Regions from separate parts of the Homo sapiens genome. Here region 2 is linked to region 1. A link is a loop called in an ENCODE intact Hi-C map of the cell type or tissue named here. Cell type or tissue: A673. All regions are shown on one strand. Each heading gives the region's core, and the rest is flanking DNA. Links, peaks and the distances in the headings are about the cores only. Region 1 overlaps PCTP (phosphatidylcholine transfer protein). Region 2 has its middle 38 kb from the start of SMIM36.

The links. A loop is a pair of places that touch in the nucleus more often than their neighbours do. Peaks named below come from ENCODE experiments on the same cell type or tissue, not always from the same donor. Only the 100,000 strongest peaks of a DNase experiment are listed, where the experiment ranks them.
Region 2: a loop joins it to region 1, with 10 times the contacts of the local background. A loop is called at or near these places in 5 of 110 quality-filtered maps.

What each region holds. Positions count from the first base shown.
Region 1 is chr17:55,767,749-55,773,129 of GRCh38, reverse strand. It overlaps PCTP (phosphatidylcholine transfer protein), which reads right to left. Exons shown (of 6, transcript NM_021213.4): 3 at 1,945-2,024. Among named protein-coding and RNA genes, the nearest start is that of PCTP, 19 kb to the right of the region's middle. In A673, for the core only: CTCF peaks have their summits at 660, 865 (motif pointing left) and 2,645 (motif pointing right); a DNase peak (open chromatin) is centred at 2,709.
Region 2 is chr17:55,547,199-55,552,579 of GRCh38, reverse strand. It overlaps the pseudogene GARS1P1 and the pseudogene RNU6-1249P. Among named protein-coding and RNA genes, the nearest start is that of SMIM36, 38 kb to the right of the region's middle. In A673, for the core only: a CTCF peak has its summit at 3,253 (motif pointing left); a DNase peak (open chromatin) is centred at 3,229.

The DNA of each region.
Region 1 (5,381 bases), core at 121-5,120:
CCTCTCTGGGCTAACACTAGTTTACCAAGAATAACAAAACCATTTCATGTCCATCAGCCTTGACAGAAGAACCCTTAAGTTTACGGCACTATTCTAGGGAGGATAATGAAAGTCTATGAAACAACAGGAATCACTACTTATCGAGCCTTTATCATGTAACATCATGCACTTGACATACAGCTTAAATTTGGATCCTTACAAAGACCCTGTGAGTTTGGTATGAGTATCCCCATACTACAGATGACAAAAGTGAGGCTCAGAGAGGAAAAGAACCTTGCCAAAAATCCCACATCCCAGCTGAAGTGATGAAACATGAATTTTTATCCCAGATCTGGCTCCAAAACCTACTTAGAATTTCATAGTTGGATGGAGCTCAGATATTTAGTTTGTTAGTTACACTTTCATAAAACAGAATTTTGGGTTTCCCACTCAAAGGAATCAAAAACCTAAAATAATCAAAAAGTCACTACGCACAACACAATTACACTTACTATAACATGGCAGCCGTCTCAGCCTCCACCCACCTCAGTGTCTTTTTTTTTTTTTTTTTTGAGACAGAGTCTCACCCAGACTGGAGTAGAGTGTCACGATCTCGGCTCACTGCAACCTCCACCTCCTGGGTTCAAGTGATCCTCCCACCTCAGCCTCCGGAGTAGCTGGGATTGCAGGCGCCCACCACACCCAGCTAAATTTTTTTGTATTTTTAATAGAGACAGGGTTTCTCCATGTTGGCCAGGCTGATCTCGAACTCTGACATCAAGTGATCTGCCCACTTTGGACTCCCAAAGTGTTGGGATTACAGGCGTGAGCCACCCGCGTTCAGTCCCACCTCAGTGTCTTGACAGCGCCCCCTGTTGCCCCACCCTCACATTGGACAGTCTATTGCTCCATGCTCTTATACACTAATAAGTAAAGTTCTTAAATGTTTCAGGAAAGAGATGTTGATTTGTCACTGGGTTCCTTTCTCCTACACCTTTTACTTTTTCCTTTTAGCAAATATTGTTCCACTCTCTCCCCCAACTTTCTCAGCTCATGTGATAGATATCATCTGATACTCCACGGAGGAAGAATTATCTTGATATAGTGATTAAAATTTGGCAGAACACCTTTGAAGTGTTGGCAGTTCATCTAATTCAGTGGCTTCCAAACTTTTTTTTGACTCCAAGAGACCCTTTGCTAAAAGGATCTTACATGGAAATTGAACCTGTAAAACACTCCGCTGCTGGGATTGAAGAGCATGGTGAAGGAGTCAAAATCTTACCTAGGAGTCATCCTACTTCCATCCTACCCACCCCCAAAATTCCATCCTAGCCCCCCAGCTTAGTCCTAAGGGGGCTTCTGAAGACCTTACAGTGCCAGCCAAGCCTCCCTACATTTCATTCAACTGCTTCATTTCATAAACAAGGACATTGAGGGGAAGAAGCTTACAGTCAGTGTCCAGAGCCAACAATCAAGGAGGGATTTCTGTGGGGTCTACTGAGATGGGGGAGGCGGAGAGAGCTGGAAATGCAGAGGCCTGAGTTCCAGCACCTGCTCTGCCACTAACCACCTATGTGCCTCTGTCCTATCACCTCTTTGGGAGCCCTTTTTCCTTCTGTAGACTGAGGGAGCTGTAACAAGCACTTTTTATAAGAAGTTCCTTCCAGATCCCCAATTCTGTGGCCTGACAATTTCAAGGCCTAGGAAACTTCTTAGGAAAGTAAGAGCTGCTCTCCAGTGACCAAAATTACAGACACTTCATGTGGTTGGGCCCAGAAATCACACTCTGAGCTCTCCAAACACCATACAAGAAGCAATATCTTTAGCAAATGCTGCTGCAAGAATCAGAGACAATGTTATCTGTGCCTGCTGAGAAACCAGCTCTACCTCTCTGCAATAGACTGCAGCTGAGGAACACAGAAACACTTAGAGGGCCAGGGAATGAGTACCTTGTGGAAAGGATACGTCTCTGTTGGACATGGGAAAAGGGTACTTCACTTCCCAGTAGACCACAGTCTCTCCGTTGCATTCTTGTTCATAGAGTTCTAAAGGAAAGCAAAAGAAGTTAATGCATCTGGAAGCCTTTTTAGCTACAACTAATAAGGGTATGACCTCTTAGGCCAAGCATGGTGGCTCATGCCTGTAATCCCAGCACTTTTTGAGGCCAAGGTGAGTCAATTGCTCAAGTCCAGGAGTTCAAGACCAGCCTGGGAAATATGGTGAAACCCCATCTCTATATATAAAAAAAAAAAAAAGCAAAAAAATCAGCCAGGTATGGTGGTGCATGTCTGTAGTCCCAGCTACTCTGGAGGCTGAGGTAGGAGGATCATCCAAGCCTAGCAGGTCAAGGCTGCAGTGAGCCAAGCCATGATTGCACCACTGCACTCCAGCCTGGGTGACAGAATGACACCATGTCTCAAGAAAAAAAAAAAAAAAGATGACCTCTTAGGTTATGATAAACCACTAACTCATAAGGTATAAAATTCTAGAAAAAAGTCAAACCGATTAATTTCCACTGAAAGCTTATTGCCCAGGGACAGAGTCTAGTGGATAGAAAAACACAGCACAAATAAAAGAAGCCAACAAATCTTGGCCATTCTATAGCATAATCAATATTCTTGATAGAATGCAATGAAACAAAATCAGACATCAAAAAAATAGTCAGAGGTTTTAAATTCAGGATAACCACCAGATGTCACTAGAGTACCAATAGTTTTGCTTCTGAGCCCTTTAATTCCCCTTTAGGATTCCTTGATCCATTACAGCTAACCTGGAACGGAGTCACCCAGTCTAGCACATTCATAGGTCGGATATGAAGGTTCCAGAATGAGCAACGTCCTTCTTGAATAGTTAGAGATCAGCAGAACTATGGCTTACCCCAAGTTTCTTTCTTCTCTCCCATGTTTCTTTGCACTATGCCACAGCTAGGGTGACCAAATTTCCCTAATAATCCTTCCGTCTTACTATTATGTGCAAACAGCAGCCAACTCTTGGAGGGAGATAGCAAAGAAATTTAATGGCATGCACACCCTCTGTCCCCAGACTGTGCTGTGCAGTAAACTTCTTTCTACCTCCAGTTAAAGGAGCCCAAAGTCCCTGGAGGAGATGGTAAGGAGGGATAATTTAGGTTTTGAAAGAAAATCTATTAGAAGCACACTGTAGATTAAGGAGTGTGCCAGCCCATTAAGGTCACAGGAGGCTGATGAGAGTCCTTAAAAGAAAGGGAGAGGTGGACATCTGTTGCTTTTACATGCTCAGCATTGATCGCCCCTTGAGCATCTCAATTTTCCTTCAGGGCATCACCCTTCCCCTACTTCTCAGCTGCATGGTTTCGCAAGACTGACTCTGCAGTAATTTCAGGGCTGGGAAAATGAGCAAGACACGGCCATGGTGACGAATTCAGGGATGGCAGATCTGTCCAGAGTCGTAGTTAGTCACTCTAGCAAGTTGAGAGCAAAAAGTGATTTAGTAAAGCTCTCGGATGGACCAGAGTGAGATTTCCAACCTCAAGATTGTTCCAGCAAAGCCTAACTGCTGCTTCCACTGGATGAGAACCCAGAGTGAAAGCTGTTGATGTTGGGGAGCAAACATCAGAGACTCAGCAGTTGTTTTCCCTAAAGTCAGATGCCATCACTGGTCACTGAAAAATGGATCTTCCATGCTGCCTGCTTCCTCACATGGCTCTTTTCCAAATTGAAGCCACATGTGGGTCTTATTGGCAGAGTCTATGTCACATGACTGTATCTTGGCTGCAAGGGAGGCCTGGACAGACAGTGTCTGGCTGTTCCCTTGGATAGGTAAGCATCCCACTGCCCCCTAAATAGGAAGAGTATTTGAGAACACTAAGTTGCCCAAAACCATGATGAATGTCCACAGAAAATAAGCACAAACTCCAAGCTGAGCTGACAAGAGCCAATCCTGGCATCTGGCTGTCATCCCTAGAAAAGTAGAATTCTCCTTCCTCTGGGGTTATTCATATGGTTAGAATATAAATCTGGATCTTCTGGCAGACATCTTGGCCATGACATAAGAATCTGCCTAGGAATTAGGTCAACACAGAAGAAAACAGAGTCTACAGATGGAGAAAGAAACAATCCTGATGAAATTATTTAAGTTCCCTGTTGCAGCTGTCCTCAAAGTTAGAAACCCCTGGACTTTTTTCAATGCCATGAACTAATAAACTCCTTTTTCTCTTCTTACACTGTCTTTAGTTGGCTTTCTGTTACTTGCAACCAAGAGTCTTGACTAAAGGCTTTATGTGCCTTTGGCTAGTTTCATAGTTCCATTCCACTATGACTGGGTTGGCAGAGGCTACTCCAGCTCTAAGTGGCAGGAGAAGTCCCTGTGTGATGTCTTTCATAACACATAACTTACAGGGAAAAATCTAAGACCGATAGCCTGGTCGCCATGCTAGGCCCTGGAGGATCTGGACCCAACAGCTGCCCTAGTTCGCCTAGTAGTAGAAGAACCTACCCTAGCTCTTCGACTACTACTAGTACTAGTTCTATTAGCTAGTTCTACTAGTACTAGCAGTACTAACAATAGTAGTAGTAGAACTAGTACTAACAGTAGTCGAAGACCTAGGATAGGTTCTCTTACTCCAACCAACCCAACAACACCAAACTGCTGGCGGCTATTGAACATATTGCTTCACGCTTTCCTGACCTTACTAATGCTGATCCCTGAGCCTAGAATGCTCTTAACCAGTCATCCTGTCCCTCTCTTACCTCCTCACATACATGTATTCTTCTCTGTTTGGAAAATTTTGATTCAACTCTCAAACCAAAACTTGGACCGCACCTCCTCCCCTTTCATGACAACCTAGATACATGGGAGGATCACACAACTTAAAAGTGGCAGCAAAGGAGCCCCAAGAGCAAACTGTGGAGAGGATCTAAAACTAGGTAAGGAGCAAGTCCTAGCAATAGCAAAAGTGCATTTCAGTCCAACATTTAAAATGCTTTTGTGCCAAAATTTAATAGGAAGCACTATGTAGTAGAAGTTAATTTTATTTTTTTCTACTGGCAAGAATAAATAAAAATAGATTAGACTTTTTTTTTTTTTTGAGACAGGGTCTCCCTCTGTTGTCCCTGCTGAAGTACAGTCTTGGCTCACTGCAACCTCTGCTTCTTGGGTTCAAGCAATTCTTAGTGCCTCAGCCTCCTAAGTAGTTGGGACTATAGGCATGCGCCACCATGCCCAGCTAAGTTTTGTATTTTTAGTAGAGACGGGATTTCACCATGTTGGCCAGGCTGGTCTCAAACTCCTGGCCTCAAGTGATCTGTCCGCCTCAGCCTCCCCACGTGCTGGGATTACAGGCGTGAGTCACTGCATCTGGTCAGAATAGATCTACTTTTTAATGATCAAAAAAAAAAAAAAAAAAAAGCACTGGGTGCAGCGGC
Region 2 (5,381 bases), core at 237-5,236, 220 kb after region 1:
ACAAAGGACAGGCCTGAAAGTAAGGACACAGAAAGATTTAAAATGAACGGATTAAAACATTTTATATCACATAAATGTTAGTCCAAAGGTTTTCTTCACGGCATTAACAGGCTAGTTCTAAAATTCACATAGAAGAATAAGGGAACAAGAAGAAACATGAATATTGGGAAGAAGATAAACAAGGAGTAGGATTTGCCTGACTAAGCATCAAGACTTCTTTTAAATCACAATAACTAGAACACTGTCATATTGGCATGGCAATAGACAAATGAACCAATATCCAAACTACACACATATGGAGATTTAGCAGTGTTACAAATCAGTGGGAAAAGGAAAGACTAGTCAGTCAATGGTGTGGGACACTTGGCTATCCATTTGGAAGTTAATAAAAGTGGATACATCCTTGTGTCAAGCCATATACAAAAAAAAGTGAATTCCATATGAATTTAAAACATTAATCTGAAAAGCAAACTTTTTAAACATTTAGAAAAGATTCTAAATTAGGGGAAATATCTTTGTGACATTGGGAGAGGAAGACATAAAAAACCAAAACCCATAAAGAAAAACTTTTTGAATAGAATATGCCTAAAAATATTAAACAAAAGGTTTGATATATTTGACTACATGACAAAAAGAAAATGTTAGAATGACAAAATAAAACATAAAGTTAACACTTCACAAATTTGCATATCATCCTTGCACAGACAGGGGCCATGCTAATCTTCTCTGTATCGTTCCAATTTTAGTGTATGTGCTGCAAAAGTGAGCACAAAACATAAAGTTAACACATGAGTGAGAGACCAGAAAAGATGTTTGCAATGTGTATGACAAATAATAGGTTAGTATCCAAAATATGTAAATAACCATGACGTTTGTTTGAGTGCAGAGTCTCAATTCACAGGGAAGGAATATGAAGCTGTCTACCTAATACCCAATAAGGGAGCAGTTGGTAAGGCGTATAAGAAGCATGCAAAACTGATGATGGAGTATCTCGCCAATTGTGATGAATGTTACATTACAGAAATTGAGATGCAATTGAATGAGAAAGGGGAATTTACAATTGAACCCGAAGGGAAAACATTTCGGCTAACAAAAGATGTGGCCAAACGTGATGAGATTCCAGAGAACACTCTGTGTGGAAGAAGTTGTTCTGAATGTAACTGAACCCTCCTTCAGCCTGTGCAGGATTATGTATATGGTATTTGAACATATATTCCATGTAAGAGAAGGAGATGAACAGAGAACATTCCTCAGTTTCCCTGCTATAGTCACTCTATTCAAATGTTACGCCCTCTCACTGAGCCAAAACCATTCATGCCATTTATCAAGGAATTATCGGAAGCCCTGACCAGGCACAGGTTGTCTCACAAAGTAGATGATTCCTCTGGGTCAATTGGGAGACACTATGCCAGGACTGATGAGATTGGTGTGTCTTTCAGTGTCACCATTGACTTTAACACAATGAACAAGACCCCCCACAATGCAACTCTGAGAGACTGAGATGCAATGTGACAGATAACAGCAGAGGTCTCTGAGCTGCCTAGCATAGTCCGAGATCTGACCAGTGGCAGCATCATATGGGCCAATGTGGTGGCCAGGTATCCTCTCTTTGCAGAGCAATGATACAGGAGGTAGAAAGAAATTATTTAGGCAGATTTAGTTAGAAAGAAATTATTTAGGCAGATAGTGAGGGCAAACGAGTCCTTAGCAGAGCTTCCCTTCAAACAAAAAGCAGCCCAAAAAATCATTTCTTTCCCAACAAAGAGCAGCCTGAAAAATCAAGCTGCAAATATAGATAAGCAAGCTGGAAGCTTGCACAGGGGAATGCCAGCAGCTGTACCAATAAGAAAGGGCTACCTGGGGGCTAGGCGTGTGCACCATGGAAGCTCCATCTTCCCTTTTTTGTTAGCACATGTACAGTAAGAAAAAAATGGGCAACATGGCACAGCTCAGGCAGGGAACCCACTTGCATAATAGAAGATTGGCATGGGGGCGGCCAGAGATTTGTGCCATAGGCAAATGGCACACCTGGTCCTAACCAGATTTTTGCACCCTATGTAAATCAGACACCACCTCCCCACTAGCTCATCTATAAAAACCCCTGCATTTTGCTGTGGACCAGCAACCTATTTTTTCAGGACTACTCTGTGTAGCAGAGAGCTATTCTTTTTCTTTTCCCAATTAAATTTCCGCTCTTAACCTCACTCATTGTGTGTCCGCATCCTTGATCTCCATGGCTGTGAGACAACAAACCTCAAGTATTTTCCCAGACAATGAGGCCACTTCAACAAGAGACTGGTAAAAAAAAGAGACAATCAAGGAATAAGGACAATTTTTGGCGACGTGCATTAATTGAATAAATAACACATCATATCCACTTTATAAAAGAGAACAGCATTGTGATTACTCCCAGTAACTGTATTCTATCTTCAGTGGCTGTCTGATTTTATCCCCACAATCAAAATTGAAGGAATTCTGAAAAGAAAAAAATCTTAACCTTGGGGGTTAAGATTTCAACATAGGAATTTGGAGGGGGACAAAAATGTTCTATCTGTAGCAGGGTCTAAAAGCACAATTGCCCACTTAATCTCTAATTCATAGAGTAATATTAATATTTAATATACAGTTTACTTGTTAAATGCAGTTCCAAGCACTTTACATGTTTGGATGGTGGCACTCTTGTGTACTGGATTATTTCCTTCGGCTCATACAAACACCTCCTAGTATCTCTCATTAAAAACAAAACCACACCCCTTTTGAACTCTCATAACCCTCCAGATGCTTCTCCATTTCTCTGTACTTTTTCATTGTTTAGGGTTGTCTACAAACATTATGTCCACTTATTCATTTTCCACTTACTCTTACTCACTACAAGCTGAGTTTCACCTCCACTACTACACAGCAATTACTCTTGTCTGTGTCACCTGTAATCTCCATGTTACCAAATCCTATGAGCACATTTCTGCCCTCGTTTCAGTTGATTCCATAGTAGCATTCCACATAGTCAATCACTCCTACCATTTTGGAACTCCCTCCTATATTGGCTTTTGTGACACTCTTCAGTCTTGGTTTTCATTATATACCATTGCCTACTCCTTGCCTGTCTCCTTTACTCCTCTTCTACCCAATCTTTAAATGTTGGCACTTCTCAAACCCCAGTGGCAGCACTCCTTCTTTTTCTATACTCGTTCTCCTGATATAACCCAGTCGTTCTCAACAGGGTGTGATTTTGCCCCCTAGAGGACATTTGCCAATGACTAGAGACATGTTTTACTGTGACAACTGGGAGTATGTCACTGGCATCTAAAGGACAGAGGCTGGAAATACTACTAAACATTGATGGTGAGTATACAATCCTAAAATGCACAGCACAGCCTCCCACAACTAAGAATTATCTGTTCCAAAGTGCTGCTGGTACATTGAGAAACCCTGCCCATGCAGGCTTTGCCTTTTTACTGTCTGTGGCAGACAGTATGTCTTGTCTTCTGGTATCCATTCTCCCCTTCTTTTTAGTAATGGAATTGACATTTCATCAGGTAGCATATGGCCATCCAGTTTATAGACTCTATGTTACAGCCTCTCTTGCAGCTAAATAACATGTGTTACCCCTGGGTCGTTTCCTTAAAAAGAAGGTGCACCTTTTTCCCTATTTCTGAATGATAGGATGTGGTCTTGGTGCTAATGAACCAATTTCCACCATACAGAGAAAAATAATATTCAAGGGATGACAAATAAAAGTGCCGTGAATCCCTGAATGACCTTGTGGAGTGGAGCTGTCTAACTAGATCACCCACCTATCTCTGAACTATGACATGAATGATAAAGAAACTTGTGCCTTGTTTGATCCACTATATTTGGGTGCCTCATTTTAAAAATCTTAATTGATCTCCCACTGACATACCATCTATATAATACCTGATGGAGCTATAATTTGTAATCACTACCTTGAGTTCCTCTCTAAACTTCAGATTTATAAATTAACTACCTACTTGATATGTATTCTTGCATATCTCCCAGAATCTCAAACTTAACGTTTTCAAAATGAAGCTATTGATTTCACCACCAAACCACCCCTCTTTGGCCTTTCCTCCACTCAATAAATGGCTAGAAATTGTAAGTCATCCTTCATCACCGTCTTTCAACCCCAAATATATGCCTTCATTTTTGCTTCCGAAATAAGCATGATATATGCTCATTTTCTTATAGCTATTTCTACCATCTTGGTTCACGCCACTACCATCTCTCTCCTGGACCATTGTGATAGCCTCTGCACTGGGCTTCCTGTATTTTGCTTTGCTCCTCCGATTCATTTTCCACAGAGAAGCTGGAGGAAATCTTTCTAAAATAACAATCAGATAATCACATGCTTTTCACAAGACTTTTCAAAGTCTACCTAATGCGCTTAAAATAGAACTCATAATTCTTACCCAGAGTCTACAAAGATCAGCATAATCTAATCCTTGTATAGCTTCATCTTGGGCCACTCTTGCCTTTTACACCTGATGCCCAAGCCACACTGGTCTCCTTTCAGTTCATCACACAAAGCTCTTTCCTGCCTCAGGACCTTCACTCATACTGTTCCTTCTGTCTTAAGTGCATTGATCCCTCCTTTCTGCATGGTTGACCCACCTCCTTCTGCAATTTCCTATCTTCACAGATGCCTCCAGGGCCAAGCCAAATAAGCTTCTTCCCTCTCCCCTTGTTATTCTCTGTTAATGTGCCCTGTTTATTTCCTTTATGAAACTTATCACCATTTCTTATTATATACATATACGTATGTGTGTGTTTTGTCTGCCTCTCCCACAAATACATGGATTCTGGTTGTTTTATTCACCAATATGTATTTGGTATTAACATTGCCAGGCACACAGTAGGTACTCAAGATTGTGTGTGTATGACTGTGTGTGGTCAGTTGTTCATTTGTATTTATTGAATGAAATAATGTTTCAGCAAAGCATGGTTTACCCTGGATTTCACCCCATAAATTCTATCCAGTTGAAAGCAGGGTACAATGAACATTAAGGGCAACCTGAAAGGGGAAAGGAGTTGCACTCAGATGACATGAAACTTAATGAGAGATGATTACACACAGCAGTGGGTTGTGTGGGAGGGAAGAACATGATGCTGACTTGGTAACATAGATCTCTGCTCAAATCATCATTCACTTCCAGTAAGAGGAAAATGTAAAACAGGTCCAACTCTTAGAGGCTAATTGTTTAAGATAGAAGTTAGGAAGAAAAAGAAAGAAGGAAGGACAGGAATGGGAAAAGAAGAAAAGAGAAGAGAAAGCACAGAATGTTCTTAATGGTTTTATTCTCATTCAAGAGCAATGTATAACCAGGGAAGAGGGAAATCTGATGAAATACTTGGAAAACTTCATT